Regions from separate parts of the Homo sapiens genome. Here region 1 is linked to region 2. A link is a loop called in an ENCODE intact Hi-C map of the cell type or tissue named here. Cell type or tissue: PC-3. All regions are shown on one strand. Links, peaks and the distances in the headings refer to the core of each region. The heading gives the core; the rest is flanking DNA. Region 1 overlaps MARCHF7 (membrane associated ring-CH-type finger 7). Region 2 overlaps PLA2R1 (phospholipase A2 receptor 1).

Region 1 (8,000 bases), core at 1-8,000, 190 kb after region 2:
AAAACTCCCAAGAACCAATATTTTCCTACCTAAATTTGATAAAAGTATACAGTTCTATACATTAAAAAAAATCCTAATGACTTCCACTTTGGAGTATCATCCAAAATTCTGTAATTTTCCACTGTAAAACTTGTTAATATGAACTTTTAAAAACACATGAATTCAGAAGTTCTTAAATGTTTTATATGGTTTATTCATCCTGAAGACTTAAGGTACCTTTTTAGAAATCATTTTACGGTATTAAGGTTTTAGGGGCTCACAATTTGTAAAGTACTTAGAAGTCAAGAGATCTTTGCTCAAATTCTGAATGCTCTTGATAGATAATATGAATGCTCTTCAATGGTAATTATCTGTTAACCAGCTCACTGGAATAATGTCCACATGATAAAATAAAGAAAAATTTTTTACTAATTTAGAAGGAGTATTACATACATTGAATTGCAGTTATTTGATAATTTTCAAAATAAAAACATTACATGAACTCTACTACACTTTTATCACCGAAGTTAACATGTAAGAAAGTTTGAAGGATATACTTATGAACACATTTCAAGACATGAAGTGTTCAGAATGCTACAATAATGGCAGATACATAGAGACCCTAGCCCTTGCTACACAAAATGGCCCAGACAGCAAAGCATAAAGTTTCCTCTGGTACACTGACACAAAGAGCATCATTTACTTATAAATACCTAACATACAGCTGGCCAAAATGTTGTATTATGGCTAATAGCACACACAGTAAACAACCAACTATTCCATATCTAAAATACTTTGTAATATGGACACTTAAAAATTAGTACACTGGTAATCTTTTGTAGAACAGTAACAAATAAATTGAAGTTAATTTCCCATACTCTTTGGCTTTTGGAGTTCAATTTCAGGTTTCTAAGTGATAATACTGAGGTTTTGTTTTAATAATAAAAAGCCCATTTTCCCTCGATGTTTCCAATTCTGTTTTTCAATGAAATACATTCCAATTACCTTTGAGAGCTAGAAAATTACTTCTTTCTCTAAAATAACTTTATGAGAAAATCAGGCTGCTTGTTATAGAAGACAGCAATTTCCATTAAATCTACGGTATCTTTATTTTTAAGAAACATTTAAAAAATAAAAGCTTCCCAAAGGAAATAAGATGTCAACATATGAAACAATCTGCTTTCCAAGGCATACACTTGCTGCATCATACCCTCCCTCTCCCCAACTTCATTATTACTTACTCGGACACGTGTGCTTGGTTCATTTGTATTTCCCATCATATCAGAAAAGCTTTGTTCGCACAAGTGCAATAACACCACTAGGTAGAGACCAGAGCTGATAAACTCATACTCAGCCTTCAACAGGGAAGCAAACAGGAGAAAAGAAAAATACAGAGAATGAAAAATTAGTAGAATTGAGATTGATACTCACAGTACACTGATAAACTAGAGGAAATGTATTCATATCCAGTTCCTAATAAGGGACACAATGCCATTTATTGAGAAAAAAAGAATATCTTTATAATTTCATAAAATTTTACTTTTTATTCTCACATAGTCTTCTTTAGTGTAATGACTTTATATAAAAATGGAACTTTTAAATAATTTGATGGTGGAATGAATGCTTTGGTTTTCTATAAAGCTCATAGATTTCATTATACAAATGGCTATAGCTATATATATTTAGTTAAAAATTACATTTCATCTATAGCTATGCCAATATACTGCTGTAACTAAAATCTATTCTGATAGCTCAAGTGTTTTTCTGTGTAATATGATGAACATAAAGGCATAAATAAAAGAATGAATTAATAAAGGTAAGAGATTAATCATTCACACAGAAATTTGTAGTTGGTAAAAACAGTTCTTCAATTCAAAACTGTTCTGTTGTGTTAACCTAAAAGGAAGAAACTGAGACGAAATTTAACAGAGTTTATTTTAGTCAAGGTTCAGGACTGCTGCCAGGCTCCCACTTCCAAGCTGCCTTGGGGAGAGTGCTCCAGAGAACAAAAGAAAGGCTCAAATTTTTAAAGAAAAAAGGACAAATCAGGAAGGGAGAGATAACAAAAGTTGTTCATTCTGAATTCTCAACATTGGTTTACAGAAATAACATTGGTTAGTGATTGGCTATACACTATTGAACTATAGGGTATATGACATTTTATAGCTACTTGGCACTAGTTAGTCTAGAGGCCCCAAAGCAAGTGGCGTATTTAGCTCAAGGGAGAGTGAGATGAGAATGCTGTTACATTTTAAATACCTCTCTGAACCTGACAATTTAAAGGGGCTCATATTCCTCAGATTAAAAGTTTCTCTTTTCCCCCCACAGTTGTTTTCAAGCCATGAATACAAATCATAAATATAGTATTATTAATAATCTAATCTGTCCTGTAATTTTTACAGTGAACTATTTACAAACTGAATTGGGCAACTGGTTCATCAGACGTTAAGAACTCTATGTTCTTAGTACCAACTTCAGCAAGTAACTGATTATCAGAGTCTACTGAGTATTCAAGAAATTTGAGGCCATGTGCGGTGGCTCACGCCTATAATCCCAGCATTTTGGGAGGCTGGAGTGGGTGGATCACTTGAGGTCAGGAGTTCAAGAACAGCCTGGCCAACACGGTGAAACCCCATCTCTACTAAAAATACAATTAGCTGGGTGTGGTGGCAGGAACCTGTAACACCAGCTACTTGGGAGGCTGAGGCAGGAGAATCGCTTGAACCCGGGAGGTGGAGGTTGCAGTTGGCCGAGATCATGCCATTGCACTCCAGCCTGGGTGACAAGAGTGAAACTCCGTCTCAAAAAAAAAAAAAAAAAAAAAAAAAGAAATGATTCACTTAATAATTATTGTTGCTTATTTTTAACTTGAAATAATATATCCAGAACATTTTTAAAAAATTTTAAACGGGGCCAGGCACGGTGGCTCACGCCTGTAATCCCAGCACTTTGGGAGGCCGAGGCGGGTGGCTCACCTGAGGTCAGGAGTTCAAGACCAGCCTGGCCAACATGGTGAAGCCCCGTCCCTACTAAAAATTCAAAAAATTAGCCTGGTGTGGAGGCGGGTGGCAATCCCACCTACTTGGGAGGCTGAGGCAAGAGAATCGCTTAAACTCAGGAGGCAGAGGTTGTCGTGAGCTGAGATTGCACCACTGCACTCCAGCCTGGGCAACAAGGAAGGCTCCATCTCAAAAAAAAAAAAAAAAATTAAATGGTTATCACCTTGCAAAAGATCAAGCCACTGGTTAATGTGGAAATAGACTTATTAAACTAATCACTTAAAATCAGTGTAGCTATCAGGCCACTAGAATCTATTATTCATACAGAACAAACAAGTTAAAACCAGAAAGTTTAATCAAGGCTGTCACTGTTTTTACAATGACTCCACCTAATATTTCCTAAAACTTCTAAAGAATATGGGTCATTAAAATGCTTAGAAAATAAAAACATTCCTGAGATCAAAAAGGAAAAGGCATGACAGAGCGAGTCAAAAACAAAAAACAAAAACAAAAACAAAAACAAAAAAGGAAAAAACTGCCTTTGAGAGACAGGATGAAGCATCTCAGGAAGGAAGATGGCAGGAGAAACAAACCTTTTGAAAGCTACTCTCATTTTGAGAAGACAAGTTATGTATTTATATTTATCTCTCCATGATTCCACTTTTCCATGTTTCCCCTGGTTTTTAAATACCAATGCTCAGCCAGCTACAGAGAACTCCCTGGGGATTTAAAACATTTCATTGCTGAAAGTGATTTTCTTTTTGGACAACTAGTGCATCAGAGAATAAAACAACATAACTGGCATTAGAGTAGCACCTGTGCTACATTAACTGCTTAATGTTTTCATTCTTTAGATCAGTGATTCTTTATCTGGATCCAAGCAATTAGCTTCAAAGGATCTGGGAATCCCTTAGAGACAGAATTTGTGTCTATATATTTTATAAGAAGGGTACATAGTTTTAATCAGATTTTCAAAGGGTATCTATTATTCCCACATTTAAAAAAAAGTGGTTCAGAAAATATCATATATTAATGTATGATTCTATTTGTATGAAATATCCAGGATAAGTAAATCCATAAAACAACACAGACTGGTAGTTGCCAGGGGCTGAGAGCACAGAATGGGGAGCAACTGTTTAATGGGTAGAGGGTTTTCTTTTGGAGTGATGAAAATGTTTTGGAACTAAACAGAGATGGCGGCTGCACAAAATGGTTTTTATGTTTTGTAAATCTCATTCAATATAATAAAAGAGGGGAGGCCCATTACCCCTACATTTAAAAAGTGTTTTTGTTTTCTGTTTTGTAGAGACCGGGTCTTGCTATGTTGCTGAGGCTGGTCTCAAACTCCTGGCCTCAAACAGTCATCCCGTCTTAGCCTCCCAAAGTGCTAGGTATAAGTGTGAGCCATTGTAGTACCTGGCCAAAAAGTGTTTTTCAAGCACTTCATGCATTCCTTTTACAGCATATCTTTGTTTGTTTTTTTTAAACAAATATGCTAACCACACTTCAACAATTTGGCTCTAAAGTCACCCTTGTAATCTCCTTAAATACACATCTGCCCCACCTCCCGAATTTTCCTTCAGTAAAGAAAAAGGAGGAAATTATTGAGCTCTTCATTCTAAACTGTATCATTTATGCATCTCAAAAAACTTACAGCTATGGGGAAATAAGGTTGGCATCCCTATTTTGGAACAACTTTCCTAAGCTTAAGGGAAAAATAAAAAAAAAAAAATTATGAAATTCTAACACCTAATGCAGTAACAGAATTATGTTAAGAACATTATCACTGTTATTATTATTATTTTAATGCAAGGTTTCTGACCATGATTTAATCTTTTCTTCAAGAGCTGTCCTTGAAGCATAGAATAGACACTTACCAAATTAGGCAAAATATACTAACTTGTTCATTTGCATGAGCTCTATGTAGTTCATGAATATCAAAATCCTCCAGGTTAAGCTCCAACTTCTCTTTACATAGTTCACAGGTGGTTACAGCTTCTAATGAAGAACCTGGTAAAAATTAAATTACAAATAAAGCTTAGTTTTATAATGTCTTCATAAAACACTTTTCCTCGTTAAGTTTTAAGCTTAAAATAAATAAAACCTTAAAGGAAAGAAGAAGAAAAGGAAATATTACATTTCTGCAGTAAACCAGTAATGTCCCCTAATACAGCAGTCTATAATATCCAATGTGCACATCAGGTCCTGCCCTATGATAATAAGCCACCACCATTATTTAGATACCTTGGTTGTTTTCTTCCTCCCAGATACTCATACATCCTTGATCATGGGAAGCAGACAGAGGCAATGGAATGTCATCTGTACTTCCTACTTCCTCCTTAAGTACTTTGACGTGATGCCATGAAAACAATGTTTAGTGATGTAACATCTCAAACACCTAGTTACACACCCAAGCCAGTATCTTTGATGTGACAACACATACCTCACATACCTAAGACCTTTTGGAGTTTAAGGAATATGTCTGCCTTACTTGCTAGAATGGGAAAAAAGGGACCCCACCCTTGTCCAAATAAAAACAGCTCCCTTCAGTCATAAAAGGAATTAGTCTTTATATATGCTGCAACATGAACTTTAAAAACATTATGCTAAATGAAATAAGACAGATACAAAAGGACAAATATTTTATGATTCTACTTACATAAAATATCTGGAATATGCAAATTCACAGAGACAGAAAGTAGACCAGAAGTTACTAGGGATTTGGCAGAGAAGGGAATAGGAAGTAAGGAGTTACTGCTTAATGGTTAGCGTTTCTGTCTGGAATGATAAACAATTTTGGAAATAGGAGTGATGGTTGCACAACACTGTGAATGGATCCAACTGTATACTTAAAAATGGTCAAAATGGCATATTTTATGTTATTTATCTACTTGTTTTTACCAAACCTTTTTTTAAAAAGAAAAAGAAAACTTCCATATTCATTCAACATTTGATTATTCCTAAGCTTTTTGGTTCCAATTTGGTAGGTAGTAGTCTTGTGTAATTAAACTTGTAGGTTCTTTCTGCCTTTTCCTTTGTTTGTTTATATTTAGAGAGGGTTTCAAATGGGAAAATGGCCTTAAAATTAGGGTAGATAGGTTTAAATTCAATTCAACTAACATTTGTTGAGTGATTGTTAGGTGCAAGCAATTAATTAGAGGTTTTGGAGATTCAAAAAAGATTAAGTAGTAGGCCCTGCCTTCAAGGAGCTCATAAAACTCTAATAACCAGTGTCAGAATTTTTTAAGAGTAAAATTTGGCATAAGGTCCAAGACAGCAGTAACTTATGTACATTTTCTAGAAAACAGCTGAAAGTGAGTGCTAATCTGAAGAAGTATGCTGTCTCAAAATGGGCTGTAGTCAAATTACACTGAGTTTTCACTATATTTTGAGTATATGAATGAAACCAAGCGTCTTTTTGGAGTCTAGCATACATGAAAATGTAATATGGACCTTGGAGATAATTTACTACAGATTCTCTTATATCTTAGGGCTTCATTTTCTTCCTCTATGGAGTAAGAGACTTATTAAGGTCATTCAAAAAGGCTACACTCAGCCGGGAGCAACCCATTTATTTCTACATGTTTTTTCTGGAGACAAGATCTCACTCTGCTGCCTAGCCTGGAGTGCAGTGGCATGATCACGGCTCGCTGCAGCCTCTAGCTCATGGGCTCAAAGGATCCTCTCACCTTGTCCTGTTGGATTACAGGCGTGAGCCACCACAGCCAGCCTACTCCTATATTTCTTAATCAGGGCTCTCTCCATTACACCCTGAATTGCATCTGCCTAAACTTGTACTAGACTTATTTTATTCATCTTTGTATATCCTGTAGACTTTAGCAATCCAAACATAGTAGCTTCTTAATAAATGCTTAAATAAATCTCTACCAGAATGAACCTTCTACCAGATGGGATCTTTGTGCAGCTCTGAGAAATACTTCTCAGATGCCTATCAGGAAAGTTCAGTTGCTGAGACCTATACATTCAATTGGCCATATCTTGAAAAGCACTTATTATAACCTTATAAAACTAACTCCAGGCCAGGTATGGTGGCTCACGCCTGTAATCCCAGCACTTTGGGAGGCTGCCGAGGCAGGCGGATCACTTGAGGCAAGGAGTTCGAGATCAGCCTGGCCAACTTGACAAAACTCCATCTCTACTAAAAATACAAAAAATTAGCCAGGGGTGGTGGTGTGCACCTATAATCCCAGCTAACTTAGGAGGCTGAGGCAGGAGAATCACTAGAACTCGGGAGGCAGAGGTTGCAGTAAGCTGAGATTGTGCCACTGCACTCCAGCCTGGTGACAGAACAAGACTCCGTCTCAAAAAACAAAAACAAACTAACTCCCATTTAATTTAATCGCATACTTACCATGTGCCTGGTACAGTGGGAAACTATGAACAATAACTCTTTTGACATTCATTAACTTTATGAGGTATTATTCAATTTTACTGAAGATGGAACTGAGGCCCAACCCTAGTCCTACTTAAGAATCTTTAAGAGTGAATCTGAATCATCTGTTTTTTTTTTTTTTTTTTTTTTTTTTTGAGACTGAGTGTCACTCTTGTCACCCAGGCTGGAGTGCAATGGGGTGATCTCGGCTCACTGCAAACTCCACCTCCTGGGTTCAAGCGATTCTCTTGCCTCAGCCTCCCGAGTAGCTGGGATTACAGGTGTGCGCCACCACACCCAGCTAATTTCTGTATTTTCAGTAGAGACGGGGTTTCACCATGTTGGCCAGGCTGGTCTTGAACTCCTGACCTCAGGTGCTCCACCTGCCTCAGCCTCCCAAAGTGCTGGGATTACAGGTGTGAGCCACCATGCCTGGCCCATCTGTATTTTTAAAAACTCCAGTGGGTGATTCTCATCAGCAGCCAGGGTTTAGAACCAATGTTAAGAAACATGCTCAAGACCCTATAGCTAGCTAAGTGTTCCAGTAAATATTCCAAACTGGGCTTGTCTAACTTCAAAAAGCCAATGTTCTTAAACAATAACCTGTATTATCTGTTTTCCTCCATATC
Region 2 (16,998 bases), core at 5,370-13,369:
AGTGAGGTGGAGCAAGGTAGAGTACTCAAGATCCAACCAGGCCAAGATAACCATTTTTATTCAAGTATTTATTAAAATATCCCCCCCACCTATACTAACATTCCCAAATCAACATTTAAAATACTGTGTTGCTGATGATACACGAGTTTGCAGTTTGACCCATAGGTTTTATTTCATGATATCTGTAAAAGTTAGTGTACTGCATTGCTTATAAACTGCTGGGTTTTGGAGCCTTGTCTCTCACCAGTAGCAGTGGAAAGAATAAGGACATATTCATGGCCTATATTTCAAAATGGCTAAAAAGTATGATCTACATGTAATTGCATGGTATGATTTTTAGATCCCTTTACATTTACCTACATGCTTTTATTTGATATTTAATCAATTATATACTTCAGTTTAAATATAGCAGATAAATCCTCTTTTGTTTAGAAAGGTAATTAATGAACACTGGAAATTGTTTTGTTAATGATATGATGAAATCTCAGGTTATCCAGCTAATTTCTGTCAATTTAAACTAAAACAAAAGTGAAAGAAACTGCATTACCTTAACAAGGATAAAGTAACAAATTCCTATAAATGATTCATAATTATGTTTTGCTGGCATTTAAATATAATCATAGCTATAAATAGGATGCAGTGATTACCCAAATGCTTTCTACAGTATTAAATTAGATAATGTATTCCTGTTTTTCAGCTTTCATTACTATGAATCTTTTTGGCCAGACCACCAGTGTGTGGATAGGTTTACAAAATGATGATTATGAAACATGGCTAAATGGAAAGCCTGTGGTATATTCTAACTGGTCTCCATTTGATATAATAAATGTAAGTTTTAAGATTTATTTTTTGGAGATCACTTTGGCAAGATATTTTATTCAAGATTTGTTTACTAAAGCTTTTTTTATTTCCTATATTTTGTAGGTATAAATTTATATTAGTTTTTTATTAATATATTAATTTTTAATGTAATTTTATGTGTTCCATTAATATAATTACTTTACTCATCACAATAATTGTTTATTTTGTAGGTTATGAAATGACTTGTGAATAAGTTTATTAAATGCGAATAAAGGAATAATGGTGTCTTAATTTTAAAAATAATGTCTTAATAAAAATTTTAATGTTATAATAATGCTATATGTTATCATACTTTTGATAACGTGTATTATTTTAAAGATTCCAAGTCACAATACCACTGAAGTTCAGAAACACATTCCTCTCTGTGCCTTACTCTCAAGTAATCCTAATTTTCATTTCACTGGAAAATGGTATTTTGAAGACTGTGGAAAGGAAGGCTATGGGTTTGTTTGTGAAAAAATGCAAGGTAAGAAATATTTGGGTTTTTATTCCTTTCATTTCCAAAGTCCATCCTTCTCTTTCATGTTGGTTTTACACAGCTGTGTAGCTAATGTAGCTAACAGTTTCCTGGCTAACAGTGTCAGGCACTTCTTCTTTGGCTTTACATAAGTTTAGTTATTTAATCTCCTCTACCCTAGGCTTATGCCCTTTAGTGGGATTCTAAGGACTGCCGAGGCCACTTGAGTGATGACCAAATTTATGTATCTATCTTAGTCATATTAAATGGCTTTACTGCTTCATTCTGGGATTATGTATCTGTTCAGGTGATTTTTAAAGGTCACTGAGAAAATGTTGGGAAAGAATCAAGGAAATAAACCAACTCATATTTGCTCCTTTTTTGGAACCCTGAAAATGGTCTCTGTGGCTAAATGTGGCATGCAGCAATCTTCTAGATCTGATGGGCAGAACCCCCAAATGGTTTCTGTGTGAAATGCCAAAGCCACACTATTACAAATAGCCAACAGGGTCAATGAATAGTGTGAATGCACTATAACTGACCTTGAGTACTATAAATAAAAACAACAACAGCTCATGCTTTTACTGAATGCTGGGTATCCCTGTCCACACCACCCAAGAAAGCCATAGTTGGTGTCTAGAGCTGTATGGAACTCTGGGCAGCCTAGCATATATTTATATATATATATATATATACTTATTTGGAATAGGAATTTTACTTCTTAATGTGGCATACGTGTGAAGTCTCTAATGTTACTATCAACTCATCCTCAAAAAAGCAGTGCCAGAGAAGCTCCATTTCTGGTTCTCAGTTACCACTTAAACATTATAGTGGTCAGGAACTGAAAAAATGATACTAGATCTGTAACAGCAAGAGTAATATGGGAACAGCAGAGCCTTGTAGGGAAAGAAATAATATGAGCATGCCAGGTACTTACACACTTATGAGTACCTGACCCTGTGCCTTGAGTGTATGCGCGGTATGCCACAAAATCCTCAAGACAGTTCTATGAAGTAGGTAAAAGTCTCCCATTTTACAGATGAGGAACTTGAGGCTTAAAAACATAAGTCATCCTTGCTAGGCACGGTGGCTCACGCCAGTAATCCTAGCCTTTGGGGGACCAAGGCGGGTGGATTGACTGAGCTCAGGAGTTCAAGACCAGCCTGAGCAACATGGTGAAACCCCGTCTCTACTAAAATACAAAAAATTAGCCGGGCGTGGTGGCAGGTGCCTGTAGTCCTAGTTACTAGGGAGGCTGAGGCATGAGAATCGCTTGAACCCGGGAGGCGGAGGTTGCAGTGAGCCGAGATCGCACCACTGCATTCCAGCCTGGGCTACAGAGTGAGACTCTGTCTCCAGGAAAACAAAACAAAACAAAACAAAAATAACACACTCAAGGTGTCTCAGTTAAACACAATGATTCTATTCCACTACCTTGATGTTGATTTATTCTTGGAATGTGCCCTCTGATCACTTTCTCTCTTTGGTATTTTTGGGACTAACAGTGTAGATTTTCCTTTAGAGATAGTACAGAATAGTGGTGATTGAGAGCATAGGCACCGGAGTGCCTACCACACATGGGTTCCCACCCTTCTTTGTAGATAAGCTTCAGTCAAGGTTACTTATCTTCTGTGATCATGATTTCTGCATCTGCAAAATGTGGTAATAGCCATCTCACACACTTTATGTATGTATAACACTTAGCATACTTCTAGCATATATTTAACAAACGATATAGTTTTTTCTATTATTTCCAGAAAGTATTGTTCAACTACACTAGTTATTGTAGCCAACAATAAATATTCAAGTTCTGCTCCTCTTCTCTGTTTGTCAGATACATATGTGCTTACATTGGGCTTGAGCCCAAAGTCTTTTATCTGCCAAAAAAATTAAGAAACTGAATAAGAAGAGACACAAGGGCAAAGCAAGACTCCCCAGTTTAGAACTTGGTTTCCAATAGATCTTTCTTTTTCAGGGCAATGGGTGGCAAAACCATGCTGCTCAAAATCACTTGTTTTGAAACTTAATGGAATCAATTACATATGGAGAAATTTATATATGTAAAAATACAGACATATAACTCAGTGGGGAAAAAACAGTCAAATTGGCATTTGGGTAACATATACAAAGAATGTCATTTAATGTTATGAATTGTTAGCATTTTAAAATAGCTACTTTGATATTATTTTGATTTTGTATGAATAACCATTACACTGGGCACGTAGGCTGGGCACAGACTAATAGCAAAGAATAAAAATATGATAAAAGTGTGATCCATCACAATTTACAGAAATTAAAGAGATTCATTTTACTTTGGTTTTTCCATATGTACAGCTGCTGTATTGAGGTAATGGTTTCAGATAAAGGTCAGTTTCCCACTTTGCCATTTTTACTGGGGGGAGTATGACCGGAGGAGGAGAGTGGAGCAAGAAGCAACATTCATAGGATGCTTTCTGTGTCTCCATACAATAGTGTGTGCCTTGTGTGGATATCTCGTTCAATTCCATCCACACCCCTCCAAGGGAGACCCTCATCATCTCTTGTAGACCATAAATTTGAGGTTTAGAAAGGTTAATTTGCCCAAGAGCTCTTAGCCAGTTAGGGCCAGGAATAGGATTAAGTCCCAGCCTCATGACCTATCCACACCTCACATGCTTCTTTCCAACACCAAATGTAGTAAAACCAGTACACAGAAATTCAAGTCACTTTGGATCAGAAGGTACAAAAACTCTTACCTTGTTTTTGTCCTTTAGGTTTTCTAAACCTTTAGTCTATCCTAGTACATAACATACAGAACATATGTTCTATACATATCCTAACATATGTTCTATACATATCCTAGTACATATAGAACATATGTTCTATGTAAACAGAAAGGCAAATGCACATATTAGAGAGGAAACACGTGTTCATAAACACAGGCTTGGTTTTCACATGATCACAGCCACTCACAGACTCTCAAGCACCAATGCTTGACAACGTGTGGGAAAACCTTGCCTTTTAATTTATAAACTTTGACTCTGACAGGTGACATATTAATAGTAACTGTTTATAAGAACAGTGTGTATTTCTAAGAATTTATTAACTTTATTTTTTAAAATTCCTTTTAGAATTTATACATGCAAACATTAAGCATAATAGTGACTATCAGTCTCAAAAGTGTAATCGAGTATTTTACCTGATAATATGCACCTGTAATATTAGGTTTGCAATGCAATATATGACTATGTAACATGTGCCTTTCTGCTATTAATAAGCATTAAGTTCTGCCACAGCAGTGTGGATTAAGCCAAGTGTAGTTAGTGGAGTGAAACCCACCTAAGAAGATCACCATCAGTTCCACCAAAAAGCAGTCAATTTGATAAAGGATGGTCAAAACTGGGAAATCTTCTAGAAATGGTTCAATCTATGTTTATGTTTTTGAAAAACAATTCATTAAATTTCCTGAGTGTTCTCATTTTTTTGCATCACTTACACTTTCAGATAGTGTTCTTGTTTTGAAACAGTCAATTCCAGAAGAAAGCACTCTGATCAACATGGATCATAGTGACAAGGATCTATGCTAAGCTTTGCCTCTTCCTTTGTCATCCAGATGCTGCAAATGACTTTTGTTGCTGTTCTTGTTCTAGATACTTCTGGACACGGTGTAAATACATCTGATATGTATCCAATGCCCAATACCTTAGAATATGGAAACAGAACTTACAAAATAATTAATGCAAATATGACTTGGTATGCAGCAATAAAAACCTGCCTGATGCACAAAGCACAACTGGTCAGCATCACAGACCAGTATCACCAGTCCTTCCTCACTGTTGTCCTCAACCGGCTAGGATATGCCCACTGGATTGGACTGTTCACCACAGATGTAGGTATCCTAACTCCCTTGAGACATCCTTGAATAATTAAGTTTAGCATCTACCTCCTTCATGATCTGGCCACTGAAATTAGCACTGAAAAAAAGATCCCAAAAATATTAATAAATATAACACTTAAATAATTGGTTTATGCAATTACCTGACCAACCTTATGAACAGCCTATGACTACAAAATAAGAGTGCACACCTCTTTAGGGTAAACATCCACTTGCCTAATGTCTGGAAATTAATACCATTCAAAGGTTCTCTGAAAATTTCCAAGTACCCCGATACTGCCTTGCATGTGCACTGGAACACAGCTGAAACTCAAGCACTGCATTTGGGAATTTGCGGCATTTAATGAATCCCCAAGAAAAAACGAATCATGCTTCTTGTCTAGAAATGTGATTATTAATTAGTTTAGTACCACTTATAATTAAGCACTTGAGGTTTTATTTTCCTCTAGGGATGTGGTTTAGAGAATACGTTATTTTCATTTTTTTAAATAAAATATTGTACACTCAAAGTAGTGAAAAGTAAACTAGTCTATCCTGACCCCTAGTTCTACTCCCTAATGTTAGTAATTGTGAACACTGTCTTGTGTGCCATCTAGAAATTTTCCATGTATACACATACATATTCATGTAATGGAAGAATATGTACATTGTTTTTCAAGCACAAATGAGATCCTATTCTACATGCTGTCTTTAAACTTGCTTTTTAATTTAATATATCTTTAACAACTTCACATGTCAGCACATAAAAATCTCATGAATTCTTTAGAACGCAGCATGTAAGGATATACCACAACTTATTAAACCATTCTCCTGTGAATAGACATTTGGGTTCTTCTCAGTTTTTCACAGTTATAAACAATGCACAACAAATATCCTTGTGCCAGTAGGATAATTTTTTAGAAGTAAAATTGCTGCGTACACTTAAAATTTTGACAAGTACTACCAAATTGCCCTCCAAGAGTTTGCACCAATTTACATGCCAACAACAGTATGTGATAATGTCTAGTTTTTTCACATCCTTGTCAACACCAGGTATTCTCAAAATTTTAATCCTTGCCAGTGGGAGAGATAAATGAATGATATTTCATGATTATTTATTGCATCATGTAGTACAGAATGTTTTAACTTCATGTAGTCAGTTTTGCTTTATAGCCTCTGGATTTTCTATGACTTGGAAAGGTTTTCCCCACACCAACAGTATAAAAAAATTTAACCAGGTTTTCTTTAACATGTTTATGTTTTCAATTTTATGTTTGAATAATTGATCAATCTGAAATGTATTTCACTGTAAAAGACAAGGTACTGGTCCAATTTCACGCCGATTGCTCACTAGAAAATCATTGTGGCAGGGAGCCAAGAATTCCTAAAAATCAAAAAAGATCTCATTTGTGGCAGATATTCCTGTTTGTCAAGCTGTATTCACAGATGTCCTAGCCCCTCTTTAAAAAGGTGTGCAGAAATAGCAATCGATGTGGGAATTGTAGCATGCTCAGATAACACTGGGTGATGCTGCCAGCCGTCGTGGCAAGGAAATGATGGCTCAGTTTTCCTCCACAGAATGGTCTTAATTTTGACTGGTCTGATGGCACCAAATCTTCTTTCACTTTTTGGAAAGATGAGGAGTCCTCCCTCCTTGGTGACTGCGTTTTTGCCGACAGCAACGGACGCTGGCATAGCACAGCCTGCGAGTCATTTCTGCAAGGTGCCATTTGTCATGTGCCACCTGGTAGGTTCAATTCTATTCAACTCAAAAATATACCTTATTTAACTACTGTATGCAAGACACTGTGCTAAGCAAAGGATATGAGGATGAGTATAGTAAGAAGTCTCTCTTCAAGAAGCCTCTGGTCTGGTTGGTGATGTAAAGAATAACAGAACTACAAAATGATATAAGAGAGGTAGCAAATGTTATGGGGGTTATCAAGAAAAAGAATGCATTGTATTCATTTGGAGAAAGGTAGAAAGGCTTCTTGAAGGACATGGCAGTGCAGATGGGCCTTGATAAATAGGTGGGTGTAGATGGGTAATAATGGGACATGGAAAGGCATTCTGAGGAGAAAAGCTGGATGAAAATGGGGAAGGAAGACAGGACGAGGCTTACGTAAGACAAAGCCGATGTTGGGATTTGCCTGAATGCAGGTTAGGCGTAAGGGAGGGGTGGGAAATTAGATGAGAAACATGGGCTTCAAGCATGTGTGGAGGACTTTGAGGATTCATGTTTAAATAAAAGATTGATAGGATTCCAGAGCTACAATAATGATGGTGGTGATATTGTTTGGATATTTACTAGATATCTGGCTCTGCACTTTACATAATATCTCATTTACACTTAAAGTTCACCTGGCCTAACCCCTTTATTAAAAATGAAATGTAAACTCAGAGCATTAAATAGTTTCCTAAGTGTCTCACAGCTGTCCATCACCAGTACCAAGAGTAGAAATCAAGTTTCCTGCATAGAATTCACTAACACAAGCTGGCCTCCTTTTAAATCTCTCATTTAGTAAAAGTGCATGTATTTACTTACATTCTGGGTACTGTATCAAATAACATACAAATTATATATTTTTAGATCAAAACAATTCAGGATTAAATGTAAATGATAGCCACATATATCTTGGAAAAGCTAATTCTACTTCTAAAACTCCATAAAAGCTGTCCTTCCCTTTTCTCCTTTTTTTTTTTTTTTTTTTTGTTAGCACTTGCCTTTTCTTGGAATCTTGTCCTTTCAATAACAATGCATTTATTGAATGCTTAAGAAGTGTCAGGCTCTAACTCATTGAAACTTCTCAACTTGTAAGGAAGGTGGCTGTGTGGCTCACACCAGTAATCCCAGCACTTTGGGAGGCAGAAGCAGGAGGACCTCTTCAGGCCAGGAGTTTGAGACCAGCTTGGTTAACACAGTGAGACTCGTTAAAAAAAAAAAAAAATTCAATTATCTGGGCTTGGTGGTACGTGCCTATAGTCCTAGCTACTTGGGAGGCTGAGGCTGGAGGATCACTTGAGCCCAGGAGTTTGAGGCTGCAGTGAGCTGTGATTGTGCCACTGCACTTCAGCCTAGGTGACAGAGTGAGACTTTGTCTTTTAAAAAGTTTTTTGTAATTAAAAAAAATATTTTTAAAGGTTTTGTTGTTAGCTCTCTTTTATAGATAAAGAAACCAAGTGCAAGGTAACATGCCCATGGTCACGCAGCTAGTAAGTGGTGGAGCCGGGATCTCAGCATGGATGTGTCTAACTCTCATGCTTGCTCTCTGAAATAAAGTCCCTCTGGAGTTCCCTTATTTATTTTATGTTATGCTATGTTATGATACTTTATTGAATGCATTATTTTCTTTCACAGGTTTATTAGTGGGTAAGGACTTTTCAAATCTGTGATACACAGCACTGCATGAAATGCATACATTTGGAAATCTCTTTTACCAGCATCAGTCAGCTGCCACTCTCTCTGGGAGTCATAGCCCCTGCTTGTTCCAACCTTTAGGATGCTAATTGTAAACATGAAAGAGCCACCCTCACCCAGGCAGCACCCAAACTAAGCCTACAAAGCTGTGCCTTAACATATCTTGTTATGTTTAGGTAAAGATTATTTCTGTCAGAAATGCTATAAACTGGTCCTAGTTTTATAATCATTTACATGAAACCCAATCTTTCAGAGTATTACCATGAAAATCTTGTTACATATATTTATCTTGATCTTTTATAGAATGTAATGTAATATTTATCTCAATAAATAAACCCAGTCACCACCCTGAAATCATAACTGGCTTTTCTTCACAGAAACAAGACAATCTGAACACCCAGAGTTGTGCTCAGAAACATCTATTCCCTGGATAAAATTTAAAAGTAATTGCTACAGTTTTTCTACAGTCCTAGACAGTATGAGTTTTGAGGCTGCTCATGAATTTTGCAAAAAGGAAGGTAATTGTTTTTGTGATGGTAAAAATGCTTTCATGTGCTCCTTCTTGCCATTTCAGTAAACAATGTGGATTTCTTTATTCATCCCATTATTTAGTGACTTTAGGAGCAACAAAAACTAAACTATTGAAAAAATAAATACTATTGAAATTGCTTGTTTGGAGGACAGCTACTATATGAAACAATGTCCAGTGTAGAATTTGGAAACCTAAGATGATGTCTCAGCATACTGCACTTTCTGAAGAAAACGTTCCTTTTGCATGCATTTGCATTATGAATTTTGAATGTTCCCTAAAATTAATATTCTATGCCTTAACTTCTGACGTGCAAGCTTGTATCTTTTAAAAAATGTGGTTTTACTTTTTTAATTTAAAGTCTCTTCTTTATAATGGAAATTTTCACTTTTCAAAACCTGAGCTTTACAATTAATAGTATAGGAAACATTTTTTAAAGTATATTTATGTGTAAACACAAATATTCCTTTGCTACTTGTCTCTCTTATAGGTTCTAATCTTTTAACAATCAAGGATGAGGCTGAAAATGCATTTCTCCTAGAAGAGCTGTTTGCTTTTGGTTCTTCTGTCCAGATGGTTTGGTTGAATGCTCAATTTGATGGTAACAGTAAGTGATTTGGGTAGAGGAGAGGACATAAATAAATACATGGTTGTTAAAGCTGATGATAATGGCATCTGTGAGCCAGAAAACTCTCCTTGGATACGTTTTCTGAGAAAAAATAGCATGAAGCCTAAAGCCATTTCTTCCAAAAACAACATTGCAACCCTTTTCTTTACCCTTTTGTCTTTTAAAATAATCCCAGAACACCAAAAATAAAAACAAACAATAACATGTTTATCTTTACCCTTAGCAGGAAGATGCTTGGCTGGAACTTTGTGTTCACAGACTTAGTCATTGCATACCAAAACCATATTTACTGGAAAATATCCCAGGTTTCTAAATGTTATAAAAGCACAATAGAGTTATGGAAATGTTTCCATGATGAACTGTGCTGTTAGGATTCTTATTTGCTACTCATAAAAACCAGAGTTTGTAATAAAATGGAAGCATGGTATTCTTTTCTTTATGTAATTGATGGTTATTGAAAGGTACTTGTGAAGAAAATTATTTTAATTGGTATGGAGAGCTTGTTACAGTGGTGTACCAAGGTTGGGGGTGAGCCTACCCTTTCGAGGAGGAGTATTTTAATCACCAACATTGTTTAGAATTTCAAGCAGATGGTGATAATAAAAAGCAGACCAACTTTTAGTTAGCTGTATTGTTAGTTTTAAATTATTTTCAGACAATACACTATTGCCCACACATGGGATGGACTCTCCTACCGCCCCTACCCCCTTGGTACATGGCTGGCTTGGTATTAAAGAAATTCACTGTAAAATCTTTTTAGAAAGTGAGCCATTTTGTAATGATGAAGATGTTAGGACTTCAAAGGATTTTTCTTTACTCGATTAGTTTTGTTTATCAAATGATTTCTTTAAATCGATTATATATATATATGGAATATTTCAAAATTCAAACTGTCACATTAAGAAACATGATAACCTAAATGACCTAAATAAGAACACTGTACCTAAAATAAAGAGGCAACTTTATTAATGCCTACCTTTTGATGTTGAGTACATCACTGTATTTACTGAGTTGAATGTATTAGTTCAAGAGTCTCATTAAATTCAGGGGCTGCCATCCCATTACTGGGTATATACCCAAAGGACTATAAATCATGCTGCTATAAAGACACATACACACGTATGTTTATTGCGGCACTATTCACAATAGCAAAGACTTGGAACCAACCCAAATGTCCAACAATGATAGACTGGATTAAGAAAATGTGGCACATATATACCATGGAATACTATGCAGCCATAAAAAAATGATGAGTTCATGTCCTTTGTAGGGACATGGATAAAATTGCAAATCATCATTCTCAGTAATTATCGCAAGAACAAAAAACCAAACACTGCATATTCTCACTCATAGGTGGGAATTGAACAATGAGAACACATGGACACAGGAAGGGGAACATCACACTCTGGGGACTGTTGTGGGGTGGGGGGAGGAGGGAGGGATAGCATTGGGAGATATACCTAATGCTGGATGACGAGTTAGTGGGTGCAGCGCACCAGCATGTCACATGTATACATATGTAACTAACCTGCACATTGTGCACATGTACCCTAAAACTTAAAGTATAATAATAAAAAAATAAAAATAAAAATAAAAAAATAAAAAAATTCAGGGGCTGCTTTTTATGGTTAATTCCAGTCTTAGTATGTTTGATAACCATGCACATAATTCATAATGAGTCAGCAATTTTCTCACAGATGAAACCATAAAGTGGTTTGATGGAACTCCCACAGACCAGTCAAACTGGGGCATTCGGAAGCCAGACACAGACTACTTCAAGCCCCATCATTGTGTTGCCTTGAGGATCCCTGAAGGATTATGGCAGCTATCCCCGTGTCAAGAAAAAAAAGGCTTTATATGTAAAATGGAGGCAGGTAGGTAAAGTCAGAGAGTAATTCTTCATTTTGATTCTACCTTAACTAATGTTGACTGACTTCTTTAGCATTTAAAGGTTTTAAAATCCAAGTTGAGAGAGTATTCAGATAGATTCTGACATTATTGTTGTGTTCTGCACCAAACAAGTCAGAGAATAGTTCAGCTCCTTCTTTCTCTGATATGAGAAAAAAAATCATTATAAGTCAACTCAAAGACTATGATTTTTCTTGTGTCACCCAGGTTGATCACCTAATGGGCAAAAAATCATTTTCCCTCAAGCAAATAGAACTAGGAATGTAAACCAGCAACCTTCATTCTGGTGACTGCTACTCAGAATTTTTAAGGTTTATGTTTGGCCTCAGGAAATATAATCTAGGCTTATGTATATTTGCTGTAGACAAGAAGATGTGATTCCCTGTTGCAAGCATAATGTGTCATAAAAGTCACATTTTAACTTAATCATCAGTAACATACTTAGTGTTTAGTAATTAAAAAAAACAATAATTTTAGAAATCTAAGCTAGAAAATTCTAGTCACTGATGGTGGGAAAATGTCTATAATAATTACAGCAATTTCTAGATGTCAGTATTATAAAGGAGGGATTGCTGTGGCCTGTACTGCTAGAGAAGGCTTCAGACATGAGGTTTTAGGATCCCAAAGGATGAAGAGAATTATAGAAGCTGGAACAGAGGAGGAAAAGGCCCAGCCTGATTAAAGGCAGCAACTAAGAATGTGTTTCAATTAGAGCAAAGGGCTCACGTCAGGGGGTGATGGGAATAAAATTGGATGGTAATGTAGGATCCTTTCACAGAGTGCCAGGCTAAAGAGCTGAACTTTGTGGTGGAAGAGACAGACCCCCTATGTGCTCTGTAGACACCTGTGATGAAGTAGAACTCATGAGGATATGAAGAGAAACATTTGTAATTTGAGTGATTAAACTAGGAACGAAAGAGGAGGGGAGAAATAGGAAGAGAGAATCACCGGCCCTGTTGACTGATTTGAGCTGGGAATGAAGAAGAAAACACTGCAGGTGTGGGCACCAATGTTTGAAACCCCCACAGTGTGAGTCTCAACTCTGTGTGAGAGAAAAAAAAAAAAAAAGAAAAACATGGCTAAGCCTGATAAATAATGTGCCCAAGTTATCACTAGCTTTTAAATATCAAGAACAAATCAGAAACACCTCATGTCTTACAGGACTTTAAAGTTTCCTATAATGCAGATGACACCTGTTTCATCCTTCGCAGCAGCTTTCCAAGGTAGTGGAGCAATTTAAATATCCCCATTTTACAGACGGGAAAAGTGCCTGTGCAAACTGAGGCTACATCAAGGACTACAGAGAAAACTCTAAGTTTTCTAAGTGCTCTTTCCATGCCGCCCACTGCTTCTATCCTGAGAACAAACACTCTTAACAGTCTTTCTTAAAGATGTATCTTTATGTTTAAAGTGATGGTTATCCCAAGTACACTATACAAATTATATGACTATATTCAATTATCACTTGTGTTCTGAAAATTTGTGCATCTGATATGCATCAATTTAAAAGAAGTGTCTTCATAAAAACACAATAATACATATTTTCGACAGTTTAATGCAACGTTAAATGGCATTGTTTTTATATTAAAAGAACAAGTCTGGGCCGGGGGTGGTGGCTCACGCCTGTAAATCCCAGCACTTTGGGAGGCAGAGGCAGCTGGATCACTTGAGGTCAGGAGTTCGAGACCAGCCTGGCCAACATGGCAAAACTCCATCTCTACTAAAAATACAAAAATTAGCCAGGTGTGATGGCACACACCCGTAATCCCAGATACTAAGGAAGCTGAGGCAAGAGAATTGCTTGAACCCAGGGCAGAGGTTGCAGTGAGCCGAGATCACGCCATTGTACTCTGGCCCGGGCAACAGAGTGAGACTTCGCCTCAAAAAAAAAAAAAAAAGAACAAGTCTGGTTTTAAAAGTATGGTTTTGCTATTAGTAACAGTGTTGTGATTTTTTTCATGTCTATCAGAGTGAATGAGCATCAGTAGGACATCAAGGCAGTTCTTTTGCTCACAAATCCATTTCTTCATCTTCCTCTGGTTCATTCTCTATACCTTTCTCTGGATCTTTACCTAGATCAAAAATAGAAGAGTTCACATTTTGATATAACATCTACTTAAAAGATGTGTTTTTACAGTAGAAAGTTTTAAAACAGAAACTCTCTAACTTTTTGGATGGAGAAGCTGTTGCTCATTCCCCAAGACCCATGAGATCACAAAGGTGAGAAGATGCTGATTTAAAAATCCTTACAAAGAGTCAGGCAGATTATCATTGCTGGACAAACTCCATATAAGATCCCAACAAAACTGTGAGTTCCTTGTATGCAGGGTTTATATTTTACTCTATATTTATTGCAGCACAGTGCTGGGACTGAATAGAAACTTCTTGGCTTAAAAAAAACAAGCAGGGTGTATGTTTGTGAGCACTAATAACGATGATTACAATAAATCAAAGGTCAGCAAACTTTTTCTGTAAAGGGCCAGCTAGTAAACATTTTAGGCTTTGGGAGCCATATGGTCTCTGTTACATGCCATTGTAGCAGGAAAGCAGCTGTAACAATACATCAATGAATGAGTGTGGCTAAGTTCCAGTAAAACATTTTTTATAAAAATAGGGTCATGGGCCATAGTTTGCTGATCCCTGAGTAAGTAATGACATATTTTTGCTGAATTAAAAGAAAAACCTCATTTTAATTTTTGTATTTGATTTTAGATATTCACACTGCAGAGGCGCTGCCAGAAAAAGGTACGTTTGAAACCATACAAAACATTTTGATTTTTCTTAGAAATAATAAGATAGAAAGCAGCTGTATGACAGTATCTATATTACTTCATCGCCACTGAAGTTTTTCTTTTTTTAAGAAAAATATCTTCTTTCAGGACCAAGTCACAGCATCATTCCTCTTGCGGTTGTACTGACACTGATAGTCATTGTGGCCATTTGCACACTTTCCTTCTGCATATACAAGCATAACGGTGGCTTCTTCAGGAGACTTGCAGGGTTTCGGAATCCTTACTATCCTGCAACCAACTTTAGTACAGTATATTTAGAAGAAAATATTCTCATTTCTGATCTTGAGAAGAGTGACCAATAATAATGAGGTCAGAGAATGCCACAGACACCAGGGTAAGTAAAGAAGACTAAACAGGAGTCTCATCTGTCTTTCCCTTTACAGCACAGATGCCATTAGAATGTGAATTGGGTCACTATTTTAATTATTCTTGAAGTGATTACTGGTTTTGAATCTTAACCAAATCAGATGGGTTTTGATTTATTCATTTCCCTAAACTGTGATCCATTCTTAAAAGGGGTAAATTATGCATTGGTTATTTTTCAGAAAGACAAGAACTATTAAAAGAAACTCCCTATTGAAAACTCTGAAATCAATGCGAATAATAGTTTTTGCATTAATGTATCTCTACTAAAATTTGGGGGAATTTTAAAACTAATCTGGTATCTATTCAGACATTTACCTGCACTCGTACCATTAAGAAAGACAGAAAGAAGCAAAAAAAAATTAATCTTGTATATGAGAGGAAAAGGAAAGGGCTTCTGAGAGGATTCTTAGTTGTTTCTTTTGAATTCACTTTTAATAGCAGGATTTGGAAAATACTAATTTCTGTGCTTAAGGGTCACAGGTTCTGGGCTCTCAACTGATATTTAAGGTGACATTCATTTTTATTAGGTCTAACATCTCAAGCTAAAGGAGAAAGAAAAATACCTTCTTTTAAATGGCAAAGACCTTCATTAGCAGCACACTTTTATAAACAACCATATAGTTAAAATGTGGCCTTAAACTTTCAATTACTAAATGATGATTAAGTTGGATATTTTAAAATGTCTTATACATAAGCTTAAAGTAATATATTGAAACTTTAACAGTTGTACTGTTAAAACTCATGGACTTTCTGAAAAACTAAATATATAAAATAATATGTAACACTCTTAATAACTGGAAGATATAAAATGTAACTTGGATTTAAAGGAGAAGAGCTAAAGATCTGAATTATAGTCTCATTAGAACCAGACAGATGTTGTTGAGAAGTACTAAATAAATTAGTAATCTAGATATCTTTATTATGTAAATGAGTTTAGGTGTTCTATTTAATAAACTATTTTCTGGGAACGATCTCCTTTTATATTAGTCTAGTTAGTGTAGATGGTAAATAATGATTATGATACTGTCTGTAAATAAAAAATTACAGATTTTATTTTCCTTTATTAGTTCCTTATAAAGAAAACAGCTTCATAATCAATATCTAAAAATTTACTCATTACATAACTGTTTATTGAATTTTATCAAGAAAAAAGTGTACTGAGCATGGTGGCACGCACCTGTAGTCCCAGCTACTTAGGAGGCTGAGGGAAGAGGATCAACTGAGCCCAGAAGTTGAAGGCTGCAGTGAGCTATGGTTGCACCACTGCACTCCTGCCTGGGCAACTGAATGAGACCCCACCTCAAAAAAGTGCTGTTCTAGAAACAGAGGTACTAAGGTGAGCAACTTGGGGTAAGGGCTATCTTTTCATGCCACTTATTTTCTAATGAGGGAAAATTGACAGTAACTCAGTAAAGAAATGCATATGCATAAAATAGCAAGTGGTTATGAAAATGAAGTAAGGTTCCATGATAGAGAGAAACTGGGGGACTCTCAGGGCCTCCCTGAGAGTGTGCATTTTAATTATTACAACCAACTGCCTCAAAACCAGTGGCCACTAATCACAAGGGGGAGCTCTGAGAGAAAGTATGAATGAATTTCTAAGAGGCAAACCATCATCATTAGAAATACAATTTGAAGAGCATACCACTAAGAATGGAATCCTTGTGGCCTGCAACAGTTAATCCAGCTTCCAAAAGCAGCTCTTTGCTACTGTTATAATAATTTACACACTGGGACAGTCTACCTCCATAATTTTTTTAAGTATTGGGACTTCATTTTTTAAAAGATATTATATTATGTGGCAGTTGCATATTTATGACTCAAAAAATAATTGGCTTGAACTCACCAGATGGTATAAAAGCCCAATTTAACCATCTTTTGAGTGGAATTAAAGTTCTGTTCTTTTCAATGGACTTGGTAAAAACTGCTAATCAACCAGCCTTCCAGTCAAGGTATATAGTCACACATAATAATTTGACAAAATACACCATTAGGAAAGTGATTTTGCAGAAAGAAGCTGTATTGCTTCTCAGTGCTCCATACTTTGATGTTTAGTATTGAACAACATCTCCAGATAATCTGGACCCATGGACAGATCACACACTTCTTGCCATTACTGAATTTGCAGAAATAGTACTGAAGTATTCTGCTACATTTTTATATTTGCATTTTTTTTGAAACTTTTT

The links. Peaks named below come from ENCODE experiments on the same cell type or tissue, not always from the same donor. Only the 100,000 strongest peaks of a DNase experiment are listed, where the experiment ranks them.
Region 1: it touches region 2 in a loop (9-fold over the local background); 2 of 110 quality-filtered maps call a loop at or near these places.

What each region holds. Positions count from the first base shown.
Region 1 is chr2:159,756,214-159,764,213 of GRCh38, reverse strand. MARCHF7 (membrane associated ring-CH-type finger 7) reads right to left here. Exons shown (of 12, transcript NM_001282805.2): 9 at 4,879-4,988; 10 at 1,221-1,334. Among named protein-coding and RNA genes, the nearest start is that of CD302, 38 kb to the left of the region's middle. RefSeq lists an enhancer at 2,255-2,424. In PC-3, for the core only: no CTCF peak of the experiment used is centred there; no DNase peak of the experiment used is centred there.
Region 2 is chr2:159,939,528-159,956,525 of GRCh38, reverse strand. PLA2R1 (phospholipase A2 receptor 1) reads left to right here. Exons shown (of 30, transcript NM_007366.5): 21 at 1-16; 22 at 698-828; 23 at 1,180-1,327; 24 at 4,948-5,186; 25 at 6,750-6,918; 26 at 8,967-9,107; 27 at 9,609-9,725; 28 at 11,444-11,620; 29 at 14,367-14,399; 30 at 14,534-16,998. The coding sequence ends at 14,748. Among named protein-coding and RNA genes, the nearest start is that of LY75-CD302, 43 kb to the right of the region's middle. RefSeq lists an enhancer at 16,260-16,309. In PC-3, for the core only: no CTCF peak of the experiment used is centred there; a DNase peak (open chromatin) is centred at 10,015; H3K4me3 peaks cover 345 bases; H3K27ac peaks cover 1,314 bases.